Regions from separate parts of the Homo sapiens genome. Here region 2 is linked to region 1. A link is a contact called in ENCODE Hi-C or POLR2A ChIA-PET data. All regions are on one chromosome and are shown on one strand. Each heading gives the region's core, a stretch centred on a gene start or an enhancer-like site at or near the end of the contact. The rest is flanking DNA. Distances are from core to core; before and after follow the strand shown. Region 1 overlaps LOC105378009 (a long non-coding RNA gene). Region 2 overlaps LOC101928277 (a long non-coding RNA gene).

The links. Hi-C counts contacts between places; a loop is a spot of excess contacts on that map. ChIA-PET counts read pairs that join two places held with the same protein, here RNA polymerase II (POLR2A). Pooled maps may share reads with other maps.
Region 2: a loop to region 1 is called in a map of psoas muscle, with 2.4 times the contacts of the local background. The contact joins two enhancer-like sites. A Hi-C loop is called at or near these places in 3 of 168 maps with a recorded cell type or tissue (cardiac septum, gastrocnemius medialis and psoas muscle) and 2 of 50 pooled maps. POLR2A ChIA-PET finds 5 or more read pairs at or near these places in 1 of 52 experiments (AG04450).

Annotation. Positions count from the first base shown.
Region 1 is chr6:134,340,589-134,344,160 of GRCh38, forward strand. The region is part of intron 1 of LOC105378009 (a long non-coding RNA gene); the gene reads right to left. Among named protein-coding and RNA genes, the nearest start is that of SGK1, 24 kb to the left of the region's middle. Within about 2 kb of position 1,818, at least 4 of the 41 ENCODE cell types and tissues checked have a DNase peak (open chromatin) inside an H3K27ac peak, as active enhancers do.
Region 2 is chr6:134,825,708-134,829,192 of GRCh38, forward strand. The region is part of intron 2 of LOC101928277 (a long non-coding RNA gene); the gene reads right to left. Among named protein-coding and RNA genes, the nearest start is that of ALDH8A1, 120 kb to the right of the region's middle. Within about 2 kb of position 1,569, at least 13 of the 41 ENCODE cell types and tissues checked have a DNase peak (open chromatin) inside an H3K27ac peak, as active enhancers do.

The DNA.
Region 1 (3,572 bases), core at 568-3,067:
AACACTCAGCATGCCTTGACTTTTAACTGGCACCATTAATCAACGTGATGTTAATCCAGGATGAACAGCTATCACATTAGGGCGAGTGATAAGAACCAACCATGTTGTTTCATGGATGAAGGTAACATTTTCTATGCAGGGTTTAGTCATTCCTTATGAACTTCACTTCCTGCAAAGGTCTCATGAGACCAGTAGCTCATTTCACAAGAGCTATCTTCAAACTCTTTCCTCAGCCTCACTCTTATTACTACAGTACAATAACGGTTGGGCCTTCAACTAAGTGGACATTTGAGATCTTCATATATCTAAGACATTATATCATACTTCACAGCAAGAGACAGTAAGTCTTCATTTAAGGCCAAATTTCTGGTGTTAGTGGAGAATTCAGTTTGAATGCTTTTATTCATGGAGCTAAAATTGCAAACATATTTTATTTTATTTATTAAGAGACAGGGTCTTGCTCTGTCACCCAGGCTGGAGTGCAGTGGCAGGATCATAGCTCACATAGCCTGGAACTCCTGGACCCCCACGTAGCTGGGATTACGGGTGCAAACCATTGTGCATGGCTTAAAATTGCAAACACATTTGTCTTATCATATTTGTAGTCTGTACTTCAGAGCAAACTAGGATAGAAACGAAGGGAAAACTCAGCCATCTTTACGGTGAGCCAACTTAGGGGCCTATCAGACTCTTCAGTTGGTAATGCAAATATCAGTGAGTGATTTTATAATTTCTTTATTTTCTTTTCTTTTTTGAGACAGAGTCGCACTCTGTCCCACAGGCTGGAGTGCAGTGGCACCATTTCAGCTCACTGCAACCTCTGCCACCCAGGTTCAAGTAATTCTCCTGCCTCAGCCTGCTGAGTAGCTGGGATTACAGGCATGAGCCACCAAGCCCGGCCTGATTTTTGTATTTTTAGCAGAGACAGGGTTTCACCATGTTGGCCAGGCTGGTCTCAAACTCCTGGCCTCAATTGATCTGCGCACCTTGACCTCTCAAAGTGCTGGGATTACAGGCATGAGCTGCTGCATCCGGCCTGATTTTATAATTTATTTCTTATGGTGCCTGGCATATTTATGAAAAACTTGTCTTATGTAAATCACACTTCTGGTTCTTCACAGATTCTCTTCCTACCTGTCCCTTCCCTTTTTCCCCAGGAGCGAAGCATTTCTATGTGTGTGTCTGCACGTGTGCGTGAGAGAGAGCGAGAGAGAGAGAGAGAGTGAGAGAGACAGAGAGAGAGAGAAGGGGTAGACAGAGTTCTGAATCAAGACAAGACATGGGTTTCTGTCCCCACCCCACTACATGGTTACTGGCCATGCCCCTCTCCAGCCTTCACTTTGTCTCTCTGTCTCAATTTGCTCATCAGTAAGAGGAGGACACCTTTTTCTTAATAGGGGTTTGGTGGGTATAAAACGAGGTGATATATGTGAAAAACTTAAAATCTATAATGATTAGCACAGCTTTAATACATCGCTCATCACCTGTGCAGGTCTGGAATCAGCTCCTCCGGGTGTTACCCCAGGATGGCTACGCACCATCTTTGGGAAAATCATTTCAAAAATTGTTTCAGTTACTCCACCTGTGCAAGGAGGGTAGGTATTATGCAAATGTGCAGCAACTGTCTGATCACAGCTCACTAAATAGTAGTATTACGGTTTACAGGGGATGTGGAGAGTGTGCCAGGTTTGAAAACGTCAGAGATCCAGAAACCCAACCTCAAGCTGTGCAGAGAGCCTGGGACTAGCCCAATGGTGTCGTAGCCTCCTGTCCCCAGGGGCTGCAGCTGAACCTTGAAGGGGACCCAACCCTTTCCTGGCCGGGGTGTGGACACATTGGCCTTGGGCAGGCGCTCTTAGGGCAGGCGCCAGGGTGGAGTTGGAGCAAGGCTTCTTGGAGAACCCCTCCCTTGGAAATGAATTCCAGTGCCTAACTGCAGATTTCATTCATTTTAACAAAGGACTACTCCTATTCAGTTTGATTAAAATAGAATACAGACTTCTTAGGAATTATCAACATACATACTTGCCACACATTCGCATACGTGAGAAAGAAGTTAGGATTTGTAGTGCAATGCCTGGAAAGCGTGCCCTTCGCCCAGGTATTCCATATCAGGCCTGCTGTCTGCGAAAACGGCATTCAAAATGAAAGACCAGTGCACATCATAGAGAAAATTTTTTAAGCCAAGACATTTCCTTTTTCCAATCTGTGCAAATTTATTGAACGCACTTAAAATAAAGAGCATTTGGCAAAAACTTTTTTATTATGATCTCTTAGTAAATTAATCATCAGTTACTTATTGAAAGTGTGTCTGCTGGTAGTCAAGCAGGGCTAGATAATACCAAAATAATATATTTGAGCAAGCATTTATTGAATAGTAACAGGCACTGTGCTTGGCATTAATGAGATGAAGACATGGATCCTGTCCTCTAAAAGCTTAGAGAGTGGTTCAGGATGGAGTAGGTGGGGCGTAGCAAATAAATGTTTTCAACACATGAATGTTGTGCTGATGAGAAAGCAGAGGCAGTGGGAACCAGAGAGGAGCTTCCAAATCTGGACGTTCAGAGAAGCCTGCCCTGGGGCTTGGGTTGAGTCTCAGAGGATGAATGGGAGTTGGCAAGCAAAATTGACGGAAGGGTGGGGAAGAGTTCTGTGGTTGGGTGAATAGGAAGGGCAACGTCACAGAGACGTGAAATGACATTATGCCTGCAAATAAATACACAAGGAAAGTCTGAGGCAGACTATGGAGGAAGACGAGCTGGGAGAGAAAGGTAGGCAAAATTAGGCCCCAGAAGGCATCTATGCCGTGCTAAGAAATGTGGACTTTGGGTCTATTGGTGGTCAGAAAAGGCTGAGAGAGTGACTTTGAACATAGCCTCATCCGTTGGCTGGGCATGGTGGCTCATGCCTGTAATCCCAGCACTTTGGGAGGCCAAAGAGGACAGATCACTTCAGGCCAGGAGTTCGAGACCAGCCTGGGCAACGTAGCAAGACTCCCATCTCAAAATTTAAAAAATTATAAAAATAAACATAAAAAAATTTAAAAATGAACATAGCCCTGTCCTCAGAGGATCTAGGGATTATTGAGATAAAGCCCATTACACCCTTAAGTGTAAAGGAGTGAATGTCAGAAAGGCCAACACCTAGGAAGGTTGCATTGACCTTAATAGCTGACAAATGGTAGCTTCTGCTTGCAAACATTGCTTACATACAATGTTTGCTAGTAACTGTTCATTAAAGAGTTTAAAAATATTTTTTTTCCCTTTTAAGAAAATGTATTTATTTATTTATTTATTTAGAGACAGGGTCTCACTCTGTTACCCAGGCTGGAGTGCAGCGGTGCGATCTCTGCTCACTGCAACCTCCACCTTCTGGGTTCAAACGATTCTCCTGCCTCAGCCTCCCAAGTAGCTGGGATTACAGGCACGTGCCACCGTGTCTGGCTCATTTTTTTGTATTTTTAGTAGAGACAGGGTTTCACCATGTTGGCCAGGCTGGTCTTGAACTCCTGACCTTAAATGATCCGCCCACCTCGGCCTCCCAAAGGGCTGGGATTATAGACGTGAGCCACA
Region 2 (3,485 bases), core at 319-2,818, 480 kb after region 1:
GTGCAGTGGTGAGCTCTCCGCTCACTGCAAGCTCTGCCTCCCAGGTTCATGCCATTCCCTGGCCTCAACCTCCCGAGTAGCTGGGACTACAGGCACCCGCCACCACACCTGGCTAATTTTTTTTTTTTTTTTTTTTTAAGCAGAGATGGGGTTTCACCATGTTAGCCAGGAAGGTCTCAATCTCCTGACCTCGTGATCCACACGCCTCGGCCTCCCAAAGTGCTGGGATTTTAGGCGTGAGCCACTGCGCCCGGCCAGGGTCGGTTTTGATGTCAGAAAAGGATAGTACGTAGATGTCATTAAAAGACAATCATGGCAACCAACTCTAACTTGGTTATTTAGAGGCCAGCATTTCTTTCTTTCTTTCTTTCTTTTTTGAGATGGAATCTCGCTCTGTCTCCAGGCTGGAGTGCAGTGGTGCGATCTTGGCTCACTACAACCTCTGCCTCTGGGTTCAAGTGATTCTCCTGCCTCAGCCTCCCGAGTAGCTGGGACTACAGGTGTGCCACCACACCCAGCTAATTGTTGTATTTTTAGTAGAGACAGGGTTTCACCATGTTGGCCAGGATGGTCTCAATCTCTTGACCTCATGATCCACCCACCTCAGCCACCTGAAGTGCTGGGATTATAGGCATGAGCCACCGCGCCCGGTCAGCATTTCTTTGTAAGAGCTTTCTAGGTCAGGTGCAGTGGTTCATGCCTGTAAACTCAACACTTTGGGAAGCCAAGGCGGGGGAGATTACTTGAAGCTAGAGTTCAAGATAAACCTGGGCAACAAAATGAGACCCCATCTCCACAAAAATAAAAAGACAAAAACATTAACCAGGTGTGGTAGCACATGCTACTTGGGAGGCTGAGGTAGGAGGATGGCCTGAGCCCAGGAGTTCAAGGCTACAGTGAGCTATGATCACACCACTACACTCTAGCCTGGGTGACAGAACCAGACCCAGTCTCTAAGAAATGAAAGAAGGAAAGAAAGAAAAGAAGGAGAGGGAAGGGGGAAAGAGGGGGGAGGGGAAGAACGTTGTTTCCGAAATTGGTCAGTGTTTCCTATTCCTGCTTTGCTTATACAAGCAGAGTATCTCCTTGCTAAAATCTTGACTCAAAAGGCAACCCAGCCACTCCTGCTCTTGTTTCTCTTATTAGCTATATTTATTCAATTGCCAGGTCTTGCAAAACTCTACTCCATTTTCCAGGCCTTGGCAATAGATAATACAAGATATGTGTCTGGGCTGACATTTTTATCCAAATGAATGCCAGATATTTCACAGAGAGCTAAAAGCTAAAATCATATGATGTGGTGCACTGGCCAATGTGGTTACTGCAGTATTTCATGTCAAGGCTAGCATTCCATTCATCATTCATCAAGTGAACACCCAGTGGGATAAGGAACAAAATGGACTGTCATGCTTCTGAAGCTGCCAGACCACAAAGGACAACCAAACTTATACAGCTTCTCCTTGGCACAGCTCAAGAGTCAACTCATAGATATGGGTGTGTCCTTTCCAAATTCTCCCAGAAAAGTAGTAGCCCAGGCTGACCGCAGGGAGGTGGGAATGACCTGAAGTTGGGCTGCCTCCCCAGCTTTCTGTTCCCATGCAGCCAGCTACCCTGGCACCCTGCCCTTCTCTGAATCACCTCTGCAGACTCTACTGCTCTTGGAAGCCCAGATTATATCTCCAACATCCACACTGGACCTCTGTCTGTTGTCAACAGAGCCAGATGACCATGGAACCCACAAGCTGGAGAACTTGGTCTCCATACTTGGCTTTCTGAGAGAGTGTTGGCTCTGTGGTTTTAACTGCTTAACAAATAAGAAGTGAAAACTCTACACATTTAGAAAAGAGGGTGGGTCTGACTGGACTGAGATTCTGGGTCTGCTGAGAGCCCTGGCTTAGATGCAAGTACACTACATGGCAAAGCTGTTGGACCTCAGGTGGCTGTGAAAAGGTAGGAGCCGTTACCAGGGAAAACTGATCACATTCATCAGAGCCACCTTCGGGGAGAAACATGCATGGGAAACAAGTTCAACTGAACAATTGTAAAAAATCAGAACATAAATGGACACCTACCATGAGCCTGGCATTGTGCTAGGCAATGATCATGGTCCTGTTCTTATGAAACTTGCAGGTGACAGAGCAAAAAAAATAATAATAATCTAGTCTAGAGTCCAAATCAGAAAGTGCCTCTTAGAGGAAGTAGTATTTAAATAGAGACTAAGAAAAAAAGAGGTAGAAGGAACCACAATTGTTAAGGCACAAGAATAAAGAGATGAATCCCGGATTTTTGATTGACCTAGACAGGGCTGCTGTTCTGAAGAGCTGAGATTCTGTCTGCCACTATGCCATTATACGGGCTGCTGAACTGTACAAAATATGGTCCCAAAACTTCATTCGAGTTTGGCTAGTACATGTCTCAGGAGCATCTTAGAAGGGGTATTACGATATCTCAGGTATCTGCAAATTATGGCTCACCACCTGAATTTGTAAATAAGTTTTATGAAAATACAGCCATGGCCATTCATTTACATATTCTCCATGGCTGCTTTTGTACTACAATGTCAGAATTGAGTAGCTGCCAGAGAGGAAGTGTGCCCCATAACACCTATATTTTCTATCTGGCTCTGTATAGAAAAAGTTTGCCATCTGTATTAGTCCATTTTTACACTGCTATAAAGATACTACCCAAGACTGGGTAATTTATAAACAGTGGAGTTTTAATTAACTCACAGTTCCACGTGACTTGGAGAGGCCTCAGGAAACTTACAATCATGGCAGAAAGGGATGCAGGCTCCTTCCTCACACAGTGGCAGGAGAGAGAGACCATGTGTGAAAGAGGAACTGTCAAACACTTATAAAACCATCAGATCTCGTGAGAATTCATGCAGTATCATGAGAACAGCATGGGGGAAACCACTCTCATGACCCAATCACCTCCCACTTGGTCCTCCCTCGACAATCCCTTATGAGGATTACAATCTGAAATGAGATTTGGGTGGGGACACAGAGCCAAACCATATCACCATCCCCTGCCGCAGCTGATAGAGACTGCAGGAACTGAGTTCATGAAATGTTAGGATAGGGTTCTTGAGTAGATTGCAGCCATGCCAACTAGGCCTCATGCCAAACATTAGATACTTAAGACAGTCAAGGATAAGCAACTTCACAGGGTCACATGCTGGCCCTGAGAGATGGAGAGCCTGATGAACCCTTCCACGACGTGGCATCCGCATATTTGTGGAGGGCACCAATATCAGGCTCAGAAAATTATATCCACCTTTCAATAAACAGCCCACCACTCCAGCATGATTTCACAATAACACTCCAATCAATGAGTCCATTTTTCTTTTTCTACAACTGCAAATGCCTTCCTACAATGGACAAGCTGGACTGGAACCCCTGGCATGATGGCTACAGTGAAGGTGGAAGCTGGTGGAGACAGAGCCATTGCTTCTGACAGAGGCTGAGGGACTGCCTCTCTGAAAG